Linked DNA regions of Homo sapiens: region 2 is linked to region 1. A link is a loop called in an ENCODE intact Hi-C map of the cell type or tissue named here. Cell type or tissue: OCI-LY7. All regions are shown on one strand.

Region 1 (8,000 bases):
CTGGAGTGCAGTGGCACCATCTTGGCTCACTGCAACCTCTGCCTCCCAGGTTCAAGGGATTCTCGTGCCTCAGCCTCCCACGCAGCTGGGATTATAGATGCGCGCCACTATGACCAGCTAATTTTTTGTATTTTTAGTAGAGACAGTGGAGATGAGGTTTCACCATGTTGGCCAGGCTGGTCTCCAACTCCTGGCCTCAAATGATCTGCCCACCTTGGCATCCCAAAGTGCTGGGATTACAGGCATGAGCCACCATGCCCGGCCTTTATCCATCCCTTTGTTGTTGGGTATTTGGGTGTTTCTACCTCTTGGTGAGTATGAATAATGCTGTTATAAAGAGTCGTGTACAAGTTTGTATTTAGACACGTTTTTGTCTTTCTTGGGTGTGTACCTAGGAATACAATTGCTGGGTTATAGGACAAATTTATGTTTAGCTTTTTGAGGAACTGCCAAAACAGACTCTGTTTTGCACAGTGGCTGCACATTTTGACATTCCTACCAGCCATCTGTGAGCATTCCTATTCTTTTTCTTAAAGTCATCTTAATGGGTATGAAGTAGTATCTCATTGTGGTTTTGATTCGCATTTCTGAAATGACCAGTGATGTTGATGTGCTTGTTGGCCATTTCACAGGATCTTTGCATGTTATTTAAAACTATTAAAAACTATAGAGGATACCAGGCTGGGTGCCGTGGCTCACGCCTGTAATCCCACCACTTTGGGAGGCTGAGTTGGGTGGATCACTTGAGGTGAGGAGTTCGAGACCAGCCTGGCCAACATGGTGAAACCCCGTCTCTGCTAAAAATACAAAAATTAGCTGGACTTGGTGGTGGGTGCCTGTAGTCCCAGCTACTTGGGAGGCTGAGGCAAGAGAATCACTTGAACCCAGCAGGCAGAAGCTGCAGTGAGCCGAGATTGTGCACTGCACTCCAGCCTGGGCAACGGAGCAACACTCCATCTCAAAAAAAAAAAAAACAAAAAAACAAAAAAAAAGCACCAAAAAACTATAAAGGTTTTTGGTTATGTAGATTATAGCTAGCAATATTTATCATATTTATAATAAAAACCAAGACTTTTTAAAAAATATCATTTATTCTTTTATAAACAATAGCAATAAATTTATTATATGTTAACAGCAGAGTGATGACATCATCACGTATCACATAGCTTCTGGAAAATTCCACCATACACTTTTGAGAGAAGGACAGATAAATGGTCGATAACATCTTAGTATTATCATGGAAAAGTTTTGATCTTATAGACCCCTCAACACCCAAAAGTCGTAATCAGTTCTACTCAAGTAAGATTTAAATATATATCTATATTTTCTGGTCTGAGATTCTTTTCAACTTTACTCAGAAAACATATACCTGAAGGGGGAGGGGGAGAGTGCACAGATGAGTCTGTTTGTATGTGGTTGGTCACAGAAATGACAGAAAATAGTTATTTAATCTGAATCTGGACCCTGCTGAAAACTGCCGTGATTTCTCATAACACTCTCCTGCCCCTTCAGAAGTGAAAACTGGCTGATAGTTTCCCAAATGAATAATTTTCGTTAATGTTAATCGTGTGATGTTGTTGAGCTAGAATGTTGACTCAACTGATTCGTGAGGGGAGATCTTGCACCAGATATGGAACCAGGACTTCCACCGAAATCTTAGCTCTGGAAGTTGATTTTTTTCGTGGGAGTTGAGAGTGGGTGGGCGTGCAGAGCAATAACACAATGGTTCTCAAAGTGTGTTCCTGGAATAGTAGCAGCAGCAACAGCACCTGGGAATTGTTAGACACACAAAACATTTGGCTCTATTCCAGACCAACAACTCAGAGACTCTGAAGATGGGCCCAGCGAACTCTTTTAACAAGGCCTCCCGGTGATTCTAATATGCTGAACTTTTTGATAATGTTCAAGGACTGCTGGTATGCTCATCTTGTCTTTTTTTCCTTAAAGACAGGATCTTGCTCTGTTGCCCAGGCTGGAGTGCAGTGGTGCCATCATGACTGACTGCAGCCTCGAACTCCTGGGCTCAAGCAATCCTCCTGCCTCAGCCTCCTGAGTGGCTAGGACTACAGGCGTATGCCACCACATCCAGCCAATTTCTAATTTTTTGTAGGGATGTGTCTTGCTATGCTGCCCAGGCTGGTCTCAAACTCCTGGCCTCAAGAGATGCTCCCGCCTTGGTCTCCTAGGGAGCTGGGGTTATAGGCCTGAGCCACCGTGCCAGGCCTGATGCGCTCTTTTCCGTGGTTACGTTCTACCAGTGTGACCTCCATCCCTTCTCCCTCTTCACTTCCTTCTTTCTTTCCTTCCTTGCATAAACATTGAATGTACGGATCCCTTTTTGGTGTTTTTAGACACTTCTCAGGAAACGTACGCATTGATTTGCACCTTGTGTGTCCACCTGTAAACATCAAATTAGTGCAGGCCAAATTCAGGGTATCATTCATAGCAATCCCAAAGAAACTAACTCTTAAAGAGGCCAATTAGTAACGCACAGGTAAAACTTTGCTAAGTATGATTCTCTGCCTGGGACCTCATTCATCCTTCTGTTCCTGACATTGCCTCATGGGTTTGGCTGCCCCGTTTTGAAGTTACCCAAAGATTATTCTGCCATGGCCTCTGTTTTTTAGAAATTCAAGACTGAAGGCTCAGTAGAAGGGGGTTAGCTTAGAGGATTGAGCCAAGGGTAAAATGATTTCTGGGTAGCAGCCCAGAGTTCTTGAAGGATGTTTATTAGGCAACGTGAACGGGAGAATCAGCAGTCAGAAGCGGCTGAGAAAGGAACCACGCAGACAATGTCCAGTTGTATAGGGTAGAGTGTGTGTGTTGTGTATTTACGTTAGTGCTGGGGCTTTCCTTGGGACTCCTGAACTGGGAAGTTGGAATGAGATGAATGTAAACCTACTTTTCTTTATACTACATATAGGGTGGAGAGAGTTCCATACCATTCATGCTTTAATGAACACATATACATGAAAATAAGATGGAGAGTTCTAGTGGTTTTGCCCTTCCTCTTCAACGGCGAAATTGCTATTTAGAAGTGGGTAGCGCTCGCTCTCTGATGGGACTGAGCTGGCATAGAGACAAGGTTGCCACTGCCCCGTGTCCTGTGATGTGACTTCAGAGCTTCCAAAACGCAGGCAAGCACAACGGATGTCTCCTGGGCGACCATTTAGCACCTTTGATTTCACTTGGGCTTCATGACTTCTGTTGTCTGTTCCCGGCTTCTTACCAAGAAATTCTTGTTCTTTTGGTTTTCTAGATTGTTCTTCTACTCTTCCTCCTGTAGTGGTGTAACAAAGTCACGGTCATATGTGTAACACGGCACCAAAAAAATGTGGTCCTCACTCTAAACCAGTGCACACGCCACCATGCCTGGCTAATTTTTGTATTTTTAGTAGAGATGGGGTTTTGCTATGTTGGCCAGGCTGGTCTCGAACTCCTGACCTTGTGATCTGCCTGCCTCGGCCTTCCAAAGTGCTGGGATTACAGGTGTGAGCCACTGTGCCTGGCCTAAGTTTTTATATGGCAGACAATAGCTGTGGAACAGGAATAATAAACAGCAACTAACTGTGCTAAATGATGTGCATGCAGTAAAGCACTTGGTTTCTAGCCAGCACTGTGCTATAGAACTTTCTGAGATGATGGAAATCTTTTGCAGTTGTGCTGTCCGATAACACAGACACCTGTGGCTAGGGAACGCTTGAAATGTGGCTAGTGCAACCGAGGAACTGAATTTTTAATTGTATTTAATTTATTTGAGTTTAAATACACTTAAGTATCCACAGGTGGCTAGTGGCTACTGTATTGGACAATACGGTCTTAGCCTTTTCCCAGTTCTTATTTGGCTCATGGGAATTTCTAATTACTCCCTACTTTGCACAGAGTTCCCATAGCACAAGACTCCAAGCAGAGGTGTGCTGGTGATGTTTAACAAGCAGCTCTCTGATGACGGTTGCCTGTCTTCCCTGGTGTCAATCCTCCCTCCACACACAGCTTCCAGCTGGCAATGTGACATCACTGATCACGCGGTTGGGAAGAGATGCGCGGTAGCCACCGTCAAACGGTATTTCCACCATGCGGACACAATAGATGTAAACCACCCAGCGAACAAAGATAACAGTAAAAGGTAGCAAATAATTAGGAAGTGATCAGTTGTAAGTAATTCTTGCCTTTGTTTTTAATATAATTTATTAAATTGTAAATTTAAATATTTTAATTTTTTTTTTTTTTTTTGAGACAGCGTCTCAATCTGTCACCCAGGCTGCAGTGCAGTGGCATGGTCACAGCTCACTGCAATCTTGAACTGCTGGACTCAAGGGATTCTCCCACCTCGCCCTTACCAGTAGCTGGGACTACAGGTATGTGCCACCTCGCCTAGCTAAGTTTAAAATGTTTTTGTAGAGACAAGGTCTCACTTTGTTGCCCAGGCTGGTCTCAAGCGAGCCTCTCACCTTAGTCTCCCGAAGTGCAGGAATTACAGGCAGGAGCTACTGCTCCCAGCCTAAATACTTTAATTTTCCATAATGGCTATGCTTAAAAACCAGTTTGCAGAAGTCCCGAAAATTTAACCGCTGGCTCTCACAAGCCACTGTGAGCCTTCTGTAGCACATCACGGGCTCCTGGTCATTGCCCGAAACAAACAAAAAATATTTCCCCAACCAAAACTCTCTGGCTGGGCTACAGTGATCTTTCGGTAATTCAAATGCAGCATTTCTGTTGCCACAAGAGGGCACCATGGGTTGATATCAGATTCTAGGAAGGCTTTTGGACAAACTGACTAGAGGGGTCATTTCTAGATGTATGTTTGAGTCTCCCCAAAGATTGTAGTTCTGGGAGACCTTGTGGGAACTCACATAGGTTCACACAGTTATTTGTTTCACAACATAAACACTGAACCATTCCTACTTCCAAATAGCTTTGTCCTCTGGGCCCGAAGGCTTTTGATCTTCAAACTAACAAATGAAAAAAATCCTTGCAAGGTGTTAAGGCTTGTCAGGTGTTCAGCCTGAGGAAGGAGAGGATGCAAGTACTGAGTACACGTACAACATGTCAGCCACGTCACATCCTTCCCCTCCTGGAAGCCTAAAATGACACCTTAGGAGTCAGCTAACCCCTTAGAGAAACTGGTAGACTGCCGGGTATATGAATCATTCCTGCTACAATAACCCTAGGGGGCTTATCATTTGCACTGCAGTAATTTATACTTTTTAATTCCCATGAGGAAAATTAGGAGTATGTTATGGACCTGATGACCCATATAAGAAGGGAAGAGATATTTTATTTTTCTCTCTGGCTGGGCTAAGGGCTTTGGTTTTGGGGGAGTGGATCTGTATTTTCTCAGGGTCTTACTGTGGAGTTTGTATCAGGGTTGGCCAGAGTGGATGCTGGCAGGGGTCAGGGAGGCCCTGGATAATCAAGAGAGAGACAGAGGGAGTTTCTAGAGTTTACTTTTTCTTTTTCTTTCTTTTCTTTTTTCTTTCTTTCTTTTTTTTTTTAAACAGAGTCTTGCTGTGTCACCCAGGGTGGAGTGCAGTGGTACGATCTCAGCTCACTGCAGCCTCTGCCTCCTGGGTTCAAGCGATTCTCCTGCATCAGCCTCCCGAGTAGCTAAGATTATAGGTGCGCACCATGACAGCCAGCTAATTTTTGTATTTTTAGAAGAGACAGGGTTTCTCCATGTTGGCCAGGCTGGTCTCAAACTCCTGACCTCAAGTAATCCGCCTGCCTCGGCCTCCCAAAGTGCTGGGATTACAAGCGTGAGTCTGGCCAGCTTCCCTGATTCTTAATGCTGTTAGCCTAGTGCGGTGATCCTCAGAGTCTGCTCCCTGGAACGGCAGCGTCAGTATCACCTGGGAACCTGATAGAAATACAGATTCCTGGACCTAAGCAAGACGACTGCGTCAGAAACTCCACAGGTGGGACCCAGCAATCTGTGCTTTAACAAGGCCTCCAGATGATTCTTTCAACAAATGTTTTTAAGTTGACACATAATAGTTATATATATTTATGAGGTATGTAGGGATGCTTTGATACCTACAAGGTACAGTGATCAGATCATGGTATTTAGCATATCCATCATCTCAAACATTTATCGTTTCTTTATGTTCCTACAGATGATTCTGGTGCTAGTTCAAGTTTGAAAACCAATGGCCGGGTGTAGGGTTGTCAAACCTGGATGCATATGTATTAGATACATCTGAGGGGCTTTAAAACGTACGACTATCCCAGACATAAAAGGCCACGTGATTCCATTTACACGAAATGTCCAGAATAGGCAAATCCATAGAGACGGAACATAGAGTGGTGGTTTCCCGGGGCTGGGGAGAATGGGGAACTTGGCAGTGTGGGGCTTCTCTTGGGAATGATGGAAGTATTCTGGAATCAGTGGGGATGGCTGTACAACATTGCAAACATACTAAATACCACTTACTGTGGTTTGAATACATCCCCCAGAGCTCAGGTGTTGGAAACTTAATCCCTAATCCAGCAATGTTGACAGGTGAGATCTTGAAGAGGTGATCAGGTCGCGAGGGCTCTGCCTCATGAATGGATTAATGTTGTTATTGCAGGAGTGGGTTTGTGATAAAAGCTGAGTTCAGCCCCTCCTGCTGTCTCTCACTCTCTTGCCCTTCTGCCTTCTGCCACAGGATGACGTAGCACAAACGCCCTTGATACATGGGGGCCCCTCGACCTCAGACTTCCCAGCCTCCAGAATGGTAAGAAATCTCTGTTCTTTATAAGTTATAAATCTCTGTTCTTTATAAATCTCTGTTCTTTATAAGTTACCCAGTCTCAGGCATTCTGTTACAGTAGCACAAAATGGGCTAAGACACCACTGAACTGTACATTTTATGATGGTTAAATGATGAATTTTATCTCAATTAAAAATACGTACTGATGTCTTGGGCTCACCCCAGACATTCTGACTGGAGCCCAATCATTGATATCTTTTACCTTTTTCTTTTTTTTTTTTGAGACAGAGTTTCACTCTTGTTGCCCAGGCTGGAGTGTAGTGGCGCGATCTTGGCTCACTGCAACCTCCGCCTCCTGGGTTCAAGTGATTCTCCTGTCTCAGCCTCGCAAGTAGCTGGGATTACAGGCACCCACCACCACGCCTGGCTTATTTTTGTATTTTTTAGTAGAAACAGGGTTTCAGCATGTTGTCCAGCCTGGTCCTGAACTCCTGACCTCAGGTAACCACCTGCCTCAGCCTCCCAAAGTGCTGGGATTACAGGCATGAGCCACAACTCCTGGGCTATCTTTTAACTTTTTAAATTATTATGCTGTTTTGGCTGAACAACCTACATAAGCTACAAAAATATTTCCTATTGCAACAAATTTGTTCTTCTATTGTTGCAAATGAAGATTCCCCCCAAATTCAAAGTGGGTCACAATGGTTTTGGTGACAGGATTTCCCTCTTGTAAACCTCTCTTAAAAGATGTCACAGCTATGAATAACACTGAGCCACAGGAGAAGCACAGCCCTTTGGACTGCCTTCCTTTTCCTGTGGAATTTACTCATATCTTGCCACTCACTGGTATTTTAGAAGACTGTCTCCTGGATGTTCTAAGATGCATGCAGGGTTGAAAATCTGAGTTAATGCAAAAAGACCACACATGGTTTACATTCCTGGTCAAGGGGATGCCGGTGTGAGCTTCTGTGGACGGGAGGGTGGGGAGCACAGGATAGGCAAAGCTCAGCATAGATGCTGCCCTGGGTCCTCTATAGGTAGGGGCTGGGTGGGAAAATCATGGGCTCTAGATTCATGTTGCAGTGCTGGCCTCTGCTGTGCCATCTTCTCCAAGCTGTTGCATCTCTCTAGGCCACAGCTATTCCAAAGGTTTCTGAGAAGGTAGATTTCAATAATGTTTATAAAACAAGCATCAAGCCTGGTGTATAGTGGGTGCTCAATGAATGTGAGGCTCCTTTGCCTTCCCATTTCCCTGGTCGTTTAATTTTTTTTTTTTTTTTTTTTTGAGACAGAGTCTTGCTCTGTCAC
Region 2 (8,000 bases), 150 kb after region 1:
AGGAGGATAAATTATTCTTAGTATATTCACACAAGGCAATATTATAAATAAGCTACACTCAAATAGACAGCAACTCTCAATATTGTTGATGACTATTAAAAAATCCCAAAACAGGCCAGGCGCTGTGGCTCTCACTTGTAATCCCAGCACTTTGAGAGACGGAGGTAGGCAGATCCCTTGAGGTCAGGAGTTCGAGATCAGCCTGCCCAACATGGTGAAACCCTGTTTCTACTAGAAATACAAAAATTAGCCAGGCGTGGCGGTGGGCACCTGTAATCCCAGCTACTTGGGAGGCTGAGAAGGGAGAATCGCTTGAACAAGGGAGGTGGAGGTTGCAGTGAGAGGAGATCGCGCCACTGCACTCCAACCTGGGTAACAGAGCGAGACTCTGTCTTAATTAAAAAAAACAAAAAAAAGCACCAGGCATGGTGGCTCACACCTGTAATCCCAGCACTTTGGGAGGCTGAGGCGGGGGGATCACCTGAGATGGGGAGTTTGAGACCAGCTGTCAAGAAACCCGTCTCTACTAAAAATACAAAAAAATTAGCTGGGTGTGGTGGTGCATGCCTGTAATCCCAGTTACCCGGGAGGCTGAGACAGGAGAATCGCTTGAACCCGGGAGGAGGAGGTTGCGGTGAGCCGAGATTACACCATTGCACTCCAGCCTGGGCAACAAGAGTGAAACTCCGTCTGAGGAAAAAAAAAAAAAACAAAACACCAAAAAACCAAAAACCAAAAACATCAAAATCATTACATATGGTAAGGTACTTTTTATTTATTTACTTATTGAAACAGGGTCTCGGATTGTCACCTAGGCTGGAGTGCAGTGACTCACTGCAGCTTTGACCTGCCAGGCTCAAGCAATCCCCCCACCTCAGCCTCCCCAGTTGCTATGACTTTAGGTGTGTGCCACCATGCCTGGCTATTGTTTTTTTTTTTAATAGAGACGAGGTCTTGCCATCTTGCCCAGGCTGGTCTTGAACTCCTAGACTCAAGCAATCCTCCCGCCTGAGCCTCTCAAAGTGCTGAGATTACAGGCATGAGCTACCATGCCCGGCCTACGATACTTTTTAAAATAAAATTAAAACAACTAAAACTAAACAATGCTTTTTAGGAATATATACATAATAAAACTATGTATTTTTACAAGATTCAGGATAATGGTTACTTCCATTTGAAGGGAGGCAGAAGCAGAGGATGGGGGAATATACAAATACATGTCACTTAATGTCAATAATTGAGATGTCAATTGGCTGATGGGGTCATAGTTGTCTGTTATATTAAACAAACAAATACAAAAGAGGGCCATTCAGGGATCAGTGATGAGAGCCTGAGATGAGGCGAGGACTGTGATTGCTCCCACCCTCTCTACCTGAGGTCCAGAAAGCAAGAAAGAATGAAGAGTTCCCTTTTGACCTGTTACAAGATCAGCAGTTTCCTGGGTGCGGTGGCTCACGCCTGTAATCCCAGCACTTTGGGAGGCTGAGGCAGGCAGATGACCTGAAGTCAGGAGTTCGAGACCAGCCTGGCAAACACAGTGAAACACTGTATACTAAAAATACAAAAAAATTAGCTGGGCATGGTGGCACGCACCTGTAATCCCAGCTACTCAGGAGGCTGAGGCAGGAGAATTGCTTGAACCCGGGAGGTGGAGGCTGCAGTGAGCTGAGATCTCGCCATTGCATTCCAGCCTGGGCGACAAGAGCAAGACTCTGTCTCAAAAAAAAAAAAAAAAAAAAAGAGGATGAAGCAAATATGGTAAATATGGTAAAATGTTAATAACTAGTGAAGATATATGGAGATTCTTTGTACTACTTAAAAATTTTCTAAATTTGAAATTACGTCAAAATGAGAAGTTAAAAGAGAAATGACAGGTCACTTCTCCAGTCATCTCCCAACCTTGATGCATTTGGCCTTTTTTTAAATTTTTTTAATTTATTTTTTTATTTTTTTGAGATAGAGTTTCACTCTTGAAGCCCAGGCTGGAGTGGAATGGTGTGATCTTGGCTCACTGCAACCTCCGCTTCTCGGGTTCAAGCAATTCTCCTGCCTCAGACTCCCGAGTAGCTGGGACTACAGGTGCCTGCCACCATGCCCAGCTACTTTTTGTATTTTTAGTAGAGACGGGGTTTCACCATGTTGGGCAGGCTGGTCTTGAACTCCTGACCTCAGATGGTTCACCTGCCTTGTCCTCCCAAAGTGCTGGAATTACAGGTGTGAGCCACGGCGCCTGACCTCATTTGGCCTCTTCTTTCTGTTGCTCAAACACTCAAGACTTACGACTCAGGGCCTCTGCAAGTTCCCCCTGCCTGGAGCAGTGATAGGGTGACTCTTTACCAGCAATATGAGGATCCCATTTGTTTGGATCATTTGTAAAGGTAACTTTTCCCATTTGTAACTAAAAAGTTATCTGTGGAGGGATCCTTTGCAGTCACTCACAAAGTGTGAATAAAATATCCTGTTCCCAATAATCTTTATAAAAAATTTAAAAAATTATTTTATTTCATTTTGTCATGTCCTTGAGTCATAGATATATACACACATATGTATATATATACACACATATGTATATATATACACACACACATATATATATACACACACACATATATATACACACACACACATATATATATATAGAGAGAGAGAGAGAGAGAGAATCTCACTTTGTCACCCAGGCTGGAGTGCAGTGGTGCCATCAGGACTTGCTGTTGTCTAGAATTCCTGGGCTCAAGCGATCCTCCCACCTCAGCCTCCCGAGTGGGTGGGATTACAGGAGGGTGCCACCATGCCTGGCTAATTTTTTAATTTTTAATTTTGTAGAAACAGGGTTTCACTATGTTGCCCAGGGTGGCCTTTAATTTCTAATGTAAACATTTTTAATTGTGGTAAATACACTTATAATTTACCATCTTCAACATTTTTAAGTATACAGCTCAGTGGTGTTAAATATATTCAGTGTTGTACAACCATCACCACCAACCATCTCTAGAACTTTTTCATCCTGCAAGACTGAAACTCTGCACCCATTAAACAATAACTCTCATTCTTCACAATCCCCAGCTCCTGGCAGCCACCATTCTTTCTGTCTCTGAATCTGACTATTCTAGGGAACTCATGTGAGTGGAATCTTACAACATTTGTCTGTTTGTGCCTGGCCTATTTCACTTAGCATCAAGTGCTCACGGCTCATCCACGTTGTAGCATGGGTCAGAATTTCCATCTTTTTGGAGGCGGAGTAATGTTCTGTGTGTTTAGTCACATTTTGTGTATCCATTCATCTGTTGTTGGACACATGGATTACTCTACCTTCTGGCTGTTGTCAATAATGCTGCTGCGAACATGGGTCTACAAACATCTCTTTGAAACCTTGCTTTCAATTCTTTGGGGTGTGTATATACAAGGAATAATCTTTTATTTCATAGCTTTAGCATCTATTGATGATTCTTGAGTGAAACACTTATCAGAGTGTCCGTAAAATGGCTATTTACCATTTTTGTCATTCTTTCCACATTTATTAGTTGGCATTCTTTTGTAAAGAAGCTCTTTCCTGCCCATCCTCCCTTTTACTAGCTTTAATTTCATCATCATTATTAATAGTAGTAATAGTACCAATGTGGACTCCGGGATTTTTAAAATTATGACTGCATGTGTTAGAATCCATTCCTGACATACTCAATTGATGCTCAAGCCACTCCCAGTTTGGGTGAGAACCCTTTCAGGCTGGCTGCTGTGTCCTTGACACGCCCCCTTCAGCTTTTGAGCTCTGTCTTAACTCCTGTTCCAGGCTCCTTGTGTCCTTCCCAGTCTCGGCCTTGGGAGCAGCCACTCCTCCAAGGATCCCTGGGTACTTTCAGTGGAGGATGGTCCTTAGAAGGCTGGATCTGGGCTTTTGTGTGCCTCTTCTTGCTACCGGAGTGTCCGTGTTTCCAGGGCGTTTTTCATGGATGGAGCTGGGAAACATTTTAAAATTGTAAATTCAAACGGATCAGTTATTCCAGTCCAGCAGCACAGAGTTCTTCCTCTCCTTCCCCCGTCCCATAATTGTATCTTTCATTTGCTTTCTGTGTTTTCCCCAGGAATGTTGTCTTCATCTTGAATCTCCTTTGCTACTGGCTGTACTCATTAGCAACATAAAATTCCTCGTGATAACCTCTGACCCCTATCCCATGTGTGATGACACCGAGTTGAGGGAGATCAGACATTCAATGCAGAGGTGGGGGCCAAGACCAAGCCTCCTGGGGCTTAAGAAAATATCTCCAGAGACGGGAAGTCTGGAAGGGAACTCCATCACGAATATTTTATGTTCCCTCCCTCTATTGTTCTCAATCACTGCACAAGTGTATATTACTTTTTTTAATAACAAAAAGGAACTTTTAAGGTAACCCCCCACAACCCTATATAGACTGGATGTCAACTCTTTAGTCCTAGATACACCTGGAGCCTGGCGTCGTGGGGACAGAGGCAGGTCCCTGTGCTGAGGGCGGTAAGACAGGGCGGGTAGGTGGGGACCCAGCTGGGAGGTAGGGGGGCCAGACGGGACATCAGCTCCCGGGAGCCCCGCTCTGGGCACGGTGCGCGCCTCCACCCTCCATTGCACCCCGCGCCTGCTTCCTCCCAGGTGCACCTCGGGCGCCTAAGCCAGCTGGGTCCCGGGCCCCGGGAGCAGCTGCGGGCCCGACGGGGGCGTGGCGGGACCGGCGGGGGCGGGGCCTGGGGGTGGTCCGCGCGGATTGGCTGCTGCCTGCGGCGCACGAGCCGGTCAGCGCGCACCCCGCCCTTCCCGGGCCGTGCGGCACGCCGCGTTCACGTGCTGTCGCGCGCCCTCCCGGCGTGCGCCGCGCGGCCCCAGCCTGCTCTGCGGCGACTGTCCGGCTCGTGAGCTCCGCGTGGATCCGGCGCTGGGCCCCCTACGCTCTGGGGACCTGGGGTTGTGTTTCCGGCAAAGGATGTTTTCCGAGAAGGCCTGGGAGCGGCTGTAAATAATACCCGAGAGGAAATAGGCCCGGCAGGTGTTTTTGCGCGTCCCGGCGTTGGGTGTGGCTGCGGCGGGCGTGCAGGCCGCAGATGAGGAAACAGACTAGGAGGGATTTAGGCATCTGGACTCTGCGGGGCGGCCCGGGCGCGCAGCCCGTTTCCCTGTGGGTTGAGGGCGCGGGAGAAGTGGGCGGCCCACCCCACCCCGCGCGTGGATGCGGGGCTGGGGCAGGTCCGCGGTGGAGGCGCCGCCAGTGAGCACCCGGGGACCGCTCCTAGCCCCCAGTGTGGGACACAGACTCCCTGAGGACCTCGTATGCGTTGGGTCTGTGGCTCCATCCGAATCTTCATGAACAGGGCCTGCGGTGAATTTGGGGAGAGTGAGTGAGCGGGTGAAGGGTCAGGAAATAAGTCACAGGAGGCATGGTTGAAGAATTGGGGATGTTTAACCCAGACATGGCAGGACTGGGCACACTTGACCCCTGTCTGGAAGTATTTGAAAGACTTCTGAAGGGGGCCAGCCCCTCCACACCTGTGGGTGTTTCTCGTCAGGTGGGAGGAGATACTGAGAAAAGAAATAAGACACAAAGTATAAAGAACAGTGGGCCCAGGGGACTGGCACTCAGCATACGAAGGACCCGCACTGGTGGCCGTCTCTGAGTTCCCTCAGTATTGATCATTATTTTTACTATCTTGGCGAGGGGAGTGTAGCAGGGCAACAGGTGGGGAGAAGGTCAGCAGGGAAACATGTGAGCAAAGGAATCTGTATCATGAATAAGTTCAAGGAAAGGTACTGTGCCCTGATGTGCACATAGGCTAAGTTTATGTTTCCCTTTACTCAGACATCTCAGTGTAGCAAAGAGTAACAGAGCAGTATTGCTGCCAGCATATCGCCTACAGCCACAGGGCGGTTTTCTCCTATCTCAGAATAGAACGAATGGGATTGGTCTGCTTTACACCGAGACATTCCATTCCCAGGGATGAGCAGGAGACAGAAGGCTTCCTCTTATCTCAACTGCAAAGAGGCCCCCTCTCTTTCACTACTTCTCAGTACAGACCCTTTACGGGTGTCTGGCTGGGGCACGGTCAGGTCTTTCCCTTCCCAGGAGGCCATATCTCAGGCTGTCTCAGTGGGGGGAAACCTTGGACAATACCCAGGCTTTCTTGGGCAGAGGTCCCTGCAGCCTTCTGCAGTGCATGGTGTCCCTGGTTAATCGAGAATGGAGAATGGCGATGACTTTTACCAAGCATACTGCCTGCAAACATATTGTTAACAAGGCACATCCTGCACGGCCCTGAATCCATTAAACCTTGATTCAATACAGCACATGTTTCTGTGAGCATAGGGTTGGGGCTACAGTTACAGGTTAACAGCATCTCAAAGCAGAAACAATTTTTCTTAGTATAGATCAAAATGGAGTTTCTTGCGTCTTCCTTTTCTGCATAGACACAGTAACAATCTGATCTCTCTTTTCCCCACAACTTCCTTATGAGGAAGAGGCTAGACTTTCCTTCTCCCTGGGGGCACAAAACAGATTTTCCCAGGTGGAGAATTTCAGGTCAGTTACACAGAGCCGGCAGGGATGAACATGTCTGGCGTTCTTTGCAGGAGCCAGATGTTTACCTATGTTAGTGGGAGAATAGTGGAGCTCAGATGCAAGTTCTCATCTGCCAGACTCCAAAGCCCTTGCCTTTTCTCGATGCGTCTATTTTTTTGTAAATGTTTTAGTTCAGAGGTACATGTGCAGGTTTGTTATATAAGTAAACTCGTTTGTTGTAGATTATTTCATCACCTAGGTATAAGCCTAGTACCCAGTATTTTATTTTCTTTTTTCTTTGTCTTTGTTTTTTTTTTTGAGACAGAACCTCACTCTGTCGCCCAGACTGAAGTGCAGTGGTGCTATCTCCGCTCACTGCAACCTCTGCCTCCCGGGTTCAAGCGATTCTCTTCCCTCAGCCTCGTGAGTAGCTGGGATTACAGGCGTGGATCACCAGGCTCAACTTTTTTTTTTTTTTTTTTTGAGACGAAGTCTCACTCTGTCATCCAGGCTGGAGTGCAGTGGCACGATCCCGGCTCACTGCAACTTCCGCCTCCTGGGTTCAAGCGATTCTCCTGCTTCAGCCTCCCCAGTAGCTGGGATTACAGGTGCCCCGCCACCACGCCCAGCTAATTTTTGTGATTTTTAGTAGAGATAGGCTTTCTCCATGTTGGCCAGGCTGGCCTCGAACACCTGAGCTCAGGTGATCCGCCCGCCTCGGTCTCCCAGAGTGCTGGGATTAAGGTGTGAGCTACCGTGGTAGAGATGGGGTTTCGTCATTTTGGCCAGGTTGGTCTCAAACTACTGACCTCAAGTGATCCACCCGCCTTAGGCTCCCAAAGTGCTGGGATTACAGACATGAGCCACCGCCCGGCTTAGTATTTTTTTTTTTCTGAGCCTCTTCCTCCTTCCACTCAATGCATCTATTTTAGTGGAATGGGTTCCTTTGTGAACAATGATGTTGCAGTTATTCATGAAGTAATAAAGTGTTTGTGTATTGATTGATTTCTTTGGACTGGAGGGTTTGCCCAGCCCTGTTGAGCTTTGTCATTGTCTACCTCAGGGGAAGAGGGAGATTGTCGCTGGTCAGAGGAGAATGCCAGGGCTTCTCTCAGACGGAGGCAGCCTCCCATCTCACCGCAAGTCGGATCTTGAGTAGCACCTGTTTCGGCCCATTGCCCCTTTAACAAGGGGCCCAGGTGCCCTTGGACTTGCTAGAAGAATAATCATGACTTTGAGTTTAACAAATGTGGTCACAGTATTCCACTGCAGTCCACCTTTCCCACTTCTCCTAGCCCTTCTTCTTCTTTTTTTTTTTTTTTTTTTTTATTTGAGACAGAGTTTGGCTCTTGTTGCCTAGGCTAGAGTGCAATGGTGCGATCTCAGCTCACCGAAACCTCTGCCTCCCAGTTTAAAGCAATTCTCCTGTCTCAGCCTCCCGAGTAGCTGGGATTACAGGCATGCACCACCATGCCCTGCTAATTT

What was found. Hi-C counts contacts between places; a loop is a spot of excess contacts. Peaks named below come from ENCODE experiments on the same cell type or tissue, not always from the same donor. Only the 100,000 strongest peaks of a DNase experiment are listed, where the experiment ranks them.
Region 2: a loop joins it to region 1, with 2.7 times the contacts of the local background. A loop is called at or near these places in 3 of 110 quality-filtered maps.

Annotation. Positions count from the first base shown.
Region 1 is chr10:6,009,617-6,017,616 of GRCh38, forward strand. It overlaps IL2RA (interleukin 2 receptor subunit alpha), which reads right to left. Exons shown (of 8, transcript NM_000417.3): 8 at 1,073-3,280. The coding sequence ends at 3,256. It overlaps LOC124902368 (a long non-coding RNA gene), which reads left to right and starts at 5,842. Exons shown (of 3, transcript XR_007062042.1): 1 at 5,842-5,915; 2 at 6,648-6,716. LOC124902573 (small nucleolar RNA SNORA14) reads right to left here and starts at 7,578; the gene lies at 7,438-7,578. In OCI-LY7, a CTCF peak has its summit at 4,728 (motif pointing right); DNase peaks (open chromatin) are centred at 4,735 and 5,015; H3K4me3 peaks cover 625 bases; H3K27ac peaks cover 1,138 bases.
Region 2 is chr10:6,159,000-6,166,999 of GRCh38, forward strand. It overlaps a transcript of PFKFB3 not described here. Among named protein-coding and RNA genes, the nearest start is that of MIR3155B, 11 kb to the left of the region's middle. RefSeq lists a silencer at 4,424-4,903 and enhancers at 5,314-5,423, 7,143-7,642. In OCI-LY7, no CTCF peak of the experiment used is centred here; a DNase peak (open chromatin) is centred at 4,782; H3K4me3 peaks cover 2,852 bases; H3K27ac peaks cover 2,133 bases.